2 separate regions of the Homo sapiens genome follow, and region 1 is linked to region 2. The links are chromatin contacts, found by Hi-C in ENCODE. All regions are on one chromosome and are shown on one strand. Each heading gives the region's core, a stretch centred on a gene start or an enhancer-like site at or near the end of the contact. The rest is flanking DNA. Distances are from core to core; before and after follow the strand shown.

What was found. A loop is a pair of places that touch in the nucleus more often than their neighbours do. Pooled maps may share reads with other maps.
Region 1: a loop to region 2 is called in a pooled map, with 2.3 times the contacts of the local background. The contact joins the promoter of TBXAS1 here to the promoter of KLRG2 in region 2. A Hi-C loop is called at or near these places in 2 of 37 single-sample maps with no recorded cell type and 7 of 50 pooled maps.

What each region holds. Positions count from the first base shown.
Region 1 is chr7:139,826,626-139,831,697 of GRCh38, reverse strand. It overlaps TBXAS1 (thromboxane A synthase 1), which reads right to left and starts at 2,434. Exons shown (of 13, transcript NM_001061.7): 1 at 2,219-2,434. The coding sequence starts at 2,307. RefSeq lists an enhancer at 1,562-2,761.
Region 2 is chr7:139,479,372-139,485,244 of GRCh38, reverse strand. KLRG2 (killer cell lectin like receptor G2) reads left to right here and starts at 1,572. Exons shown (of 5, transcript NM_198508.4): 1 at 1,572-2,359; 2 at 4,998-5,099; 3 at 5,473-5,618. The coding sequence starts at 1,603. RefSeq lists silencers at 1,403-1,462, 1,923-2,202 and enhancers at 2,333-2,412, 4,926-5,426, 5,427-5,873.

The DNA.
Region 1 (5,072 bases), core at 1,185-3,684, 350 kb before region 2:
GGCCTCCCAAAGTGCTGGGATTATAGGCATGAGCCACCGCGCCCAGCCCATTTGATTTCACCTTCTCAGGGTTTAGGTTCTCTGCTGCCATCTCACCTGGCTGGATGGCACATGTAACACTTAAAGCAAAGACTAATGTGCTGCAATGTTTAATCCACTCCCCCTGCCAGTTTCTCCTGCAAGTGTCTCTACACCTCCATCTTTCCTTGCCTGTGAATCCTCTCACTGGAGGAAAAGCACCCCTGTCTCTTCCACACATATCCTTTCAAGACAATGAAGCAGGAAGGGGGCCTTGCCTCATTCAAGCTGGTGGCTGTTGCTTAGTGGCTGACTAGAGTCTCACCCGGAACAGAAGGGTTGAAAGCCCAAGGGTGGTTCCCCTTGCACTGAATCAAGGGATGGACCCAAAAGCACCAGAGCCAGGGCCGTGACCTCTCTCCTGCTGCCTCTGCTCCTCCTGCAGTATCCTCTCTAGACATCCAGCTCACCCCCAGAACCTCTGTGTCTCCCCTGCCTTGGGCACCTTCTCCAGATCTCCTGCTTCCTGACCTTGTACCAGGGCCTCCTCCAGACTGGGCACACATTAACAGGTTAATAAATATTTTTGCAATAACAAATAGAAGTCAGCTCTCACTTCCTGTTTACCACTTCTGCTTGGTACATTTATCTTAATCTCTGCATCTTTGAACCAGGTTATTAATATGGCCCAAGAATAGACAGCAAACACATAGCTGCCCTGCTGAATGGTGTGGTGTTCCTACATGGCAGGCACTGAGCTGGAGGCTCAGACACAACAAAGACTGAAACAAAAGTGTAAAAAAGTGTCCGCTTTGAGAACCACAGTCAGAGCATAGCTATTGATGAGATTAATATGAATAAGCACATTAGTAAGAAATTAAAAATAAACCTAAACCACTAAAGACTTATTTTCTTTTAGGTTACATAGATGATAGATGGTTAATTATAGTGGCTGACATCGACTAAGCACTTTCTGCATGTCAGACACTGTGCTTCGGGCTTCCCGGAGCATAAAAACACATTGAGATGGATTATTGGGGGCTGGGGGTAGGGAAGGAGCTACCATTTGCTCTTGGTTTTACATGTGGCCAGTTTCAATCCAAGGTAAGCTACAATGAGATAAAAAAGTTCAAAAAAAAAATTAAACCAGTTAAAAAGAAAAACAGCACTGGGACTGAGGCTGGGTTTCAGAGCCAATTTCCAAGAAGTAATTTCATCATCATAGAACATCAAACGTGAATTCCACTCTCAGCTATGCAAATTCCAAAAGAATAATACCTCACATTTGCATAATGCTTGATGCTTTTCAAAGTGCTTTCCCAGTTATTAATCTAGAGAAGGCTTTATTACTACTGAAAACATAAATTAAAATTCTGTTCGGACTCCAGTCCTCCATTATTTTTTCCACTCACTTTGCCCTCAAAAGCCAGAGCCATCTAAATCCAGGTGCTTTTGATTGAATGGGTAACTCTAATAAGTTTAACTGACAGGGCGAATATGCATAAATGTAGCATATTATGAGGCCTTCGACCTACAGACACCAGAGTCAGCCTTAGGAAAATTTGCTGTTGAATTAACAAAACCACAGGGGAGCAACTCGGAGTTCAAGTTTGAGATCCTTTCAGGGTCTCAAATTTTGTAGGAGCTGCACACACTATGTTCATCAGAATCCATCTCCCTCTATCAACTATGAGAAATTAGATCTACCACTTTGTCCTTAACCCTACAGAAATCCCCCTCAATGACTTCCTGCAAAGAGGCCCACATTTGCCAAACAGCTCCTACGTCTTGTTTTGTTTTGAATGTAATATGAACCAAGAGGCTGAATTCACTGTAAATCCAACAAGGACAGAGGATTTTAGAAAAATGAGGTGAGGAGATATGACGGGGTTCAAGGAAATGCTTCTACCCAAACCTAATGCCTTTCCAATTTGTTTCTTTTTCCATCTCTTTCAAACTTAATTATGTGTAGCGTTCTCAGTCACTGAATCACCAGCCTTTCCTGACACTTCAATCTCATGCATTTTAGCAAAAGATTAACCTGGCTGTTTGCTTTTAATTCTGAAGCTGTGTTAATACTCACTCCCGCTAGATTAGAAAAGAAGAAAAACACACTCCCACATACCCCGCCATGGCACCAGCAAGGCTCCAGGGTGAGACGGCTGACGCTGTCACAGTCCCTAGGGCTGGCTGCACTTACCATTTCAGGAGGGCCAAGAGAGCCACTGACAGGGCCACCGTCACCATGGGGCCATTCACTTCCAATTTTAGAAACCCCAAGGCTTCCATCATTCCTCTGAGACCCCAGAGTGGTGGTCTTCCAGATGAGACAGGAGGCTGATCTCGCCGCCCTTATGGGAACCGTGCTCTGCAGGTAGAAAAGGGAACAGGCAACCAAGCAAACATCACATGGAGTGGGCCCCCACAATGTGCTCTTTCTCAGAGTGTCTCCCTATAAAGAGGAAGGAAGAGGAGGGCACAACAAAGGGTTTCAGTGTAAAGGAATGAATCAGCAACTTTATTCCTTGATGACTGCACTGTCAATAAACATTTATATTAACTTCCTCAGAGAAGAAAAGCAAACTTCCCCATGTTTGCTGAGAAACAAAATGGTTGTAACCACGGACTTGTACTCTGAGAGGAAGTCTTCAAAGAGAGACTCTTCTCCAAAATGTCTATCTATATCTATCTCTATGTCTATATCTATATCTATATCTACATCCATCTATAATTTTTTAAATTCACAATTAAGTGAAGATACATGTCAAGAGATTCTGAATATCCCAGAAAAATACAGGACCAGACGCCAGCCTGATCAAAATGCTGGCTGCTTTGAGGACAACCATCCCACCAAGTCCATTAGTTGCTGGGTCTGAGGACCTGTCTGAGTGTCTGGCTGTTGGAGCAAAGCAAAGATCCCGATTGGGGTCAGTGTTCTCATGGTGAGTTGGAGGGCTTCTCAAGTGTTTGAAGGCAGATCCGTAGGCTCATATATGGGTCCTTTGTTCTAGCTTTGAGCTTATCTGACTAAAGTGGACAGAGAGATGGAGGGGATCATAGTGGCTGGGTGGCAGGACTAGATTGCAGCTTCAGACAGAGCAGCATCTGGAGGCTTCCATGGTGAATTTTAGCTCCAGATCAACTGCAAGAAAAAACCAGCAATCCCAAAAGGACCCACAGACTCTCTGAAGGAACCAGACTGCTCCTGCAGGACCCAGAAGACACTCCAAATACTGTGAGTGCCCCATTTGCGGAAGTGGGAAAGGGAGACCCTCCTCTCCCAACACAATCCCCCAATATTGAATGGGAGAAATATTCAATGAAATAGCTTAAAGAAAAAATAATTGAAAATTCAGGAAACTTTGGACACACTTTTAGAAATGTGAAATGCTCTGGAAAGTCTCAGCAATAGAATTGAACAAGTAGAAGAAAGAAAATCAGAGCTCAAAGACAAGGTCTTCAAATTAACCCAATTCAACAAAGACAAAGAAAAAAGAATAAGAAAATATGAACAAAGCCTCCAAGAAGTCTGGGATTATGTTAAATGACCAAACCTAAGAATAATTGGTGTTCCTGAGGAAGAAGAGAATTCTAAAAGCTTGGAAAACATATTTGGGGGAAGAATCAAGGAAAACTTCTGCAGCCATCTAGAGACCTAGACATCCAAATACAAGAAGTACAAAGAACACATGGGAAATTCATTGTAAAAAGATCTTTGCCTCAGCACATTGTCATCAGGTTATCCAGAGTTGAGACAAAGGAAAGAATCTTAAGAGCTGTGAGACAGAAGAACCAGGTAACCTGTAAAGGAAAACCAATCAGATGAACAGCAGATTTCTCAGCAGAAAACCTACAAGCTGGAAGGGATTGGGGCCCTGTCTTCCGGCTCCTCAACAAACCAATTATCAGCCAAGAATTTTGTATCCAGTGAAACTAAGCACCATATATGAAGGAAAGATACAGTCATTTTCAGACAAACAAATCCTGAGAGAATTCGTCATTACCAAGCCACCACTACAAGAACTGGTAAAAGGAGTTCTAAATCTTGAAACAAATCCTGGAAACACATCAAAACAGAACCTCTTTAAAGCATAAATCACACAGGACCTATAAAACAAAAATACAAGTTAAAAAACAAAAGCAAAAAACAAACAAAGAAGTACACAGGCAACAAAGAGCCCGATGAATGCAATGGTACCTCACATTTCAATATTAACACTGAATGTAAATGGCCTAAATGCTGCACTTAAAAGATACAGAACTGCAGAATGGATAAGAACTCACCAACTAACTATCTGCTGCCTTCAGGAGACTCACCTGACACATAAGGACTCATGTAAACTTAAAGTAAAGGGGTGGAAAAAGACACTTCATGCAAATGGACACCAAAAGCCAGCAGGGGTAGCTATGGGCTTCCTTTTCTGTGCCCCCACAGGTCTTAGGATGGTCACAGGTACATTTGTTACAGAAGGCTGTGGTCACAGGTGCAGATTCCCTGGAAAGGAGTGAGAGAAAAGACAGGGAGGGCACACAGAAGGCTGCTGCCTTCACCCAGAGAGAAGGGATGCTTGGCTAGAGGAGAGAGGGAGGTGGGAAGAAGTAGATGGACTTGAAATATATTTTGGGGGTGGGTTCATGCTCTGCAGAAGTTCCTGGTGGGGTGCATATGAAAGGGAAGGGGAAAGGAGGACCACACCTGACCCTCAGGTTCCAAACTTGAGCTACAGGTATATCAGGTGCCATTCATTGAAACAGGGAGTCTGGGAAAGGTGAGGTATTGTTGGGAAAATCAAGAATTCTGATTCAGTTTTGTTAAGCCTGAGATGCCCTGGAGACATCTGAGTGGAGGTGTCGAGCCAGAGAGCACTGATGGCTGAAAATATGAATAATAACAATTGATCATGATCATGTCATTTGAGTGCTTACTACACACTAGTTATTCTAGGAGCTTTCCTATGTGTCAACTCATTTAATCCTCATACACACACCTAGCGGGTAAATCTTATGGTTAGCCCCAAGTTACAGAGGAAGAAACTGAGGCATGGGCTGTATGA
Region 2 (5,873 bases), core at 323-2,822:
GCTGCCGCGCCCAGCTTAATTTTTGCTTTTTTAGTAGAGACAGGATTTCAGCATGTTGGCCAGGCTGGTCTCGAACTCCTTACCTCAAGTGATCCACCTGCCTCGGCCTCCCAAAGTGCTGGGATTACAGGCTGAGCCACCACGCCTGGCCTCATCCCTTCTTAAAACGAGTTTTCCATTTGCAAACTGCTGGTTTCTTGGGGGCATTGTCCCCATGAGCTTTTCATAAAAATATCAATGATGTCACCATAAATGTGATGATTATTCTTGCTTCAAATTTAGCAGAATCCTTGTTGCTCTGACAGGAGCTCTTTTCAAACTGATGTCTTATCCTTCTTAGTGCCTCAAACTAGATCTTGTCGAGACATGTGATAACAAGTTAGTACAAATTTATTTTGGTGCCAAAAAATTTTCAAATCCATGCATAGTTTTTTTCATAGTATGAATTTTCCATGAACCTTTTGAAGACCGCTTGTATAGAAAAAAACAGTATATATAGGGTTTGGTGCTATCCAAAGTTTCAGGCATTCACTGGGAGGTCTTGGAACTATCCCAGTGGATAAGGGAGGACTACTATGCTAAAAACTATCCCTTGTTTAACTGAAATTCAAATTAAACTGAGTGGCCTGCATTTTATCTGCCAACCCTACCCTGGGGGCACTTAAAAATACCAGAGGCCAGGCGGGGCGCGGTGGCTCACGCCTGTAACCCCAGCACTTTGGGAGGCCGAGGCGGGCAGATCACGAGGTCAGGAGATCGAGACCATCCTGGCCAACATGGTGAAACCCCGTCTCTACTAAAAATACAAAAATTAGCCGGGCGTGGTGGGGTGGGTGCCTGTAGTCCCAGCTACTCACGAGGCTGAGGCAGGAGAATCGCTTGAACCTGGGAGGCGGAGATTGCAGTGAGCCGAGATCGGGCCACTGCACTCCAGCCTGGCGACAGAGCAAGACTCCGTCTCAAAAAAAAAAAAAAAAAGAAGAATTGCTTATCCACGCCCTGTTTCTTTTCTCTTAGCGTTACTCAGTGGGGGAGTCCTCCCAAGTATGATGGAGAGTCCTTTCGAAACCCTGCTGGATTGTCAGGACAACCAACTGGGCTACTTTTCCACAGGTCGCCCCAATTCCTTTGGATTCTGATTTCTCTGAGGTCCCAGGATCCAGACAGGCTTGGCCAATCCTTCCCCGCCCAAACTGTAACTCTCAAAACCAACACCCCGGCATAGGGCTGGAGGGGAAAATGGGTGAGGTCAGAGACAAAGAAGAGGGAAGGGTCAGGCGGGGCTCCGGGTTCCCTGCCACAAGCCTCCGCTGGTGTTCTGCTTTTCTCCCGAGAGCTCCCGCCCACCCTGCAACCCTCGCCTGGCCCCGCTGCCGTTCTCAGCTCCCTCCCAGTGCCTGGTGGAGGCCGGGGCTGTGTCCCGAAGGGGGTCGGGGCAGCAGAACCTCAGCCACAGCCAATCACAGCGGGGTCCTTCGGGGAGGGGCGTGGCCTGACAACTTCGGCGACGCGGCTGGACCAATCCGGACGGAGGAGAGCGAAGCTCCTCTGCACTGGGCCCAGGTGCGCTCCTCAGCGTCTCCGGGTGGCGGGGCGCGCGGGATGGAGGAGTCTTGGGAGGCTGCGCCCGGAGGCCAAGCCGGGGCAGAGCTCCCAATGGAGCCCGTGGGAAGCCTGGTCCCCACGCTGGAGCAGCCGCAGGTGCCCGCGAAGGTGCGACAACCTGAAGGTCCCGAAAGCAGCCCAAGTCCGGCCGGGGCCGTGGAGAAGGCGGCGGGCGCAGGCCTGGAGCCCTCGAGCAAGAAAAAGCCGCCTTCGCCTCGCCCCGGGTCCCCGCGCGTGCCGCCGCTCAGCCTGGGCTACGGGGTCTGCCCCGAGCCGCCGTCACCGGGCCCTGCCTTGGTCAAGCTGCCCCGGAATGGCGAGGCGCCCGGGGCTGAGCCTGCGCCCAGCGCCTGGGCGCCCATGGAGCTGCAGGTAGATGTGCGCGTGAAGCCCGTGGGCGCGGCCGGTGGCAGCAGCACGCCATCGCCCAGGCCCTCCACGCGCTTCCTCAAGGTGCCGGTGCCCGAGTCCCCTGCCTTCTCCCGCCACGCGGACCCGGCGCACCAGCTCCTGCTGCGCGCACCATCCCAGGGCGGCACGTGGGGCCGCCGCTCGCCGCTGGCTGCAGCCCGGACGGAGAGCGGCTGCGACGCAGAGGGCCGGGCCAGCCCCGCGGAAGGAAGCGCCGGCTCCCCGGGCTCCCCCACGTGCTGCCGCTGCAAGGAGCTGGGGCTGGAGAAGGAGGATGCGGCGCTGTTGCCCCGCGCGGGGTTGGACGGCGACGAGAAGCTGCCCCGGGCCGTAACGCTTACGGGTGAGTGCTCACCTGCGCCGGCAGCCGACGCCGCCAGGTCGGGTGGACGTAGCCGAAACCCCCACACCCGCCCAGCCCTGGACCGCTGGGCAGCTGACCGACTAAGGGACCCAGTTGGCCATCCCGATCCCCAACCCGATCTGGCCTCTCGGGCTTACAATCAATAACATTCCTGTCTACGTAACTGTAATTCACATTGTTGCCGTGTCTCACGCCTGTAATCCCAGCACTTTGGGAAGCCGAGGCGGGCGGATCACCTGAGGTCAGGAGTTCGAGACCAGCCTGACCAATATGATGAAACCCCGTCTCTACTAAAAATACAAAAATTAGCCTGGCATGGTGGCATTCACCTGTAATCCCAGCTACTCAGGAGGCTGAGACAGGAGAGTCGCTTGAACCCGAGAAGCGGAGGTTGCAGTGGGCCGAGATCATGCCATTGTACTCCAGCCTGGGCAACAAGAGAGAAACTCCGTCTCAAAAAAAAAAGAGTAAAGCCACTCCCCTTCTCATCCTCCCCTACCCGCACTCCCGAACTTTCAAATTCCCTCTTAGCATGCGCAGCACCTTTGAGAAGTAGCAGTGGAAGGAACTCCAGATGAGGGGAAGTCATTCAGGATCAGGTGGCAGGGGTGGCAGCCCAGATCCCCCCATCCCTGCACTGCCAAGGACTTTCTGGAAGGTCCAGGCTGCTGCTTTCTTTCCACCACACTGAGGAACATTTAGCCCCAAACACTCATCCATTCAGTAGATAGTGAGTGGGACCACAGGGTAGATGTGCCAGTAGTATGTGCGGCTGGTTATTTTGTGGTGTGGGGGAGGGGGAGCTTGACACAGAAGAAAGAGCCCACAAAAGATACAGACTGTCCTGGATAAGGAGACTGGAGGGAGTAGTTGGTGAATTTGGGGCAAGAGATAGCCAATTTTTTTCTTTTTTTCTTTTTTCTTTCTTTTTTTTTTAAGAAATAAGTTTTGCGCTTGTCACCCAGGCTGGAGTGCAATGGCACAATCTCGGCTCACTGCAACCTTCGCCTCCTGGATTCAAGCGATTCTCCTGCCTCAGCCTCCTCCCGAGTAGCTGGGATTACAGGCGCCGGCCACCATGCCTGGCTAGTTTTTGTATTTTTGGTAGACAGGGGGTTTCATCATGTTGGCCAGGCTGGTCTGGAACTCCTGACCTCAGGTGATCCAGCCGCCTCAGCCTCCCAAAGTGCTGGGATTACAGGTGTGAACCACCGGGCCAGCCAGAAAGCCACATCTTGAAAGGTGAGTAGGAGTAGGGGGTGCTAGGGATCCCTGCTAGGTAGAGAGACTGGAAGGAGCAACGGCCAGGAGGGGTCAGAGCCCCGCCCAGCAGGCAAACTGGCAAAAGCTTGGCTGATTGAGAAGCAGGCCAAGCCCACTGACAGGCACCAAATTCCCAGGGCCTCTAGTTGAGAGGTTCTTAGACAGGGCTAGGGTTCAGGGGCTTGGATCACTCAGGAACTTTTGCAGAGTTTGATGTGAGCACATTTTCTGTGTGATGGAATATTAGTTTTCTATTGCTGTTGTAACAAATTACCACAAACTTAGTGTCTTTAAGTGACACAAATGTATTATCTTACAGTTCCGTTAAGTCAGAAGTCTATAATGCCGGCTCACTGGTCTAAAATCGAGTTTTCAGTGGGGCTGCATTCCTTTCTGGGGGTCTAGGGGAGACTCCCTTTTCTTGCCTTTGCTAGCTTCTGGGCTTTTCTTAGGTCAAGCCCTTCTCTATATTAAAATCCAGCGTTGTTGGTAGAGTCCTCCTGCTGCCACTTCTGATGCTCACCACCTGTCTTCCTCTTCCACATATAAGGCTCCTGAAGCTGGGCACGGTGGCTCACGCCTGTAATCCCAGCACTTTGGGAGGCCAAGGCGGGCGGATCACTTAGGGTCAGGAGTTCAAGACCAGCCTGACCAACATCGTCAAACCCCATCTCTACTAAAGATATGAAAATTAGCCAGGCATGGTGGCAGTCACCTGTAATCCCAGCTACTTGGGAGGCTAAGGCATGAGAATTGCTTGAACCCAGGAGGTGGAGGTTGCAGTGAGCTGAGATCATGCCACTGCACTCCAGCCTGGGCGATAGAAAGACTCAGTCTCAAAAAAAAAAAAAAAAAAGGGCCAGACGCGTTGGCTCACACCTGTAATCCCAGCACTTTGGGAGGCCGAGGTGGGCAGATCACAAGGTCAGGAGTTCAAGACCAACCTGGCCAACATGGTGAAACCCCGTCTCTACTAAAAATACAAAAAATTAGCCGGGCATGGTGGCACGCACCTGTAACCCCAGCTACTCAGGAGGTTGAGGCAGGAGAATTGCTTGAACCCGGGAGGCAGAGGTTGCAGTGAGCCGAGATCGCACCACTGCACTCCAACCTGGGCGACAAAGCAAGACTCTGTCTCCAAAAAAAAAAAAAAAAAAAAAAAGAATATCTGGCTTCTTTCTCCAGAATATAAAGTTGGAACTTAAACGTTGTGGTTTATGTTGGCATCCCAGGCTGAGGGGGTGGGTGCTGGGGTGAGGTGGGTGAGATGCTGGTGTGCTGTGTCTGTGGTTCTGAGTTGGGTTGGTTGGGATGGTCTCCACTAATCTGATTATCCTGTTTGCCCCCGTCCCAGGGCTACCCATGTACGTGAAGTCCCTGTACTGGGCCCTGGCGTTCATGGCTGTGCTCCTGGCAGTCTCTGGGGTTGTCATTGTGGTCCTGGCCTCAAGAGCAGGTATGGTGTCCCTGCAGTCCCCATCCCCTCTCCCTGCCGCTCCACTACTGGGGCTGTGTTTCCAGCCCTTAAAACACCTTAGAATTAGAAAGAGACACTGGGAGATGCAACACGAAGACATGGTGCTTGATGAGCAAAGTTAAGGAAAATGGGTGCCTTCCTCCCACTGGATACAGCTTGTGCCCTGATAAGCAATCAGATGCCAGCTGCCACCCCGGGGACTTTGTGCACTGCACAGACTATAAAAGCTCCCTGGGGCCCTGCCCACCTTGAGGTTTGCCAGTTCCATGCCCCTTCATTTGAGGCAGCAGCCAGGCTTTGTTTATTTAATGCAGCTTACCCTGCAGCTCACCAGCAGTCTCTGTGCTTGCAGGAGCCAGATGCCAGCAGTGCCCCCCAGGCTGGGTGTTGTCCGAGGAGCACTGTTACTACTTCTCTGCAGAAGCGCAGGCCTGGGAAGCCAGCCAGGCTTTCTGCTCAGCCTACCACGCTACCCTCCCCCTGCTAAGCCACACCCAGGTGAGAAGGGGGTGTCCAATCTAAGGGGGTACAGATCTTTCTAGACCACAGAATCCTAGCACTGGAAAGAAGCTTAATGATTGAGTCCAGCTCTTCATTATAGAAATCACCAAGGTGTAGAGGAGTAGCATGACCATAACTTCGTGCAGCCTCTAACTCCTGTGCTCAGGCAATCCTCCTGCCTCAGCCTTTTGGGTAGCTACAGGCATGTGCCACCATGCCCAGCTTTAAAAAAAATTTTTTTTTGGCCAGGCA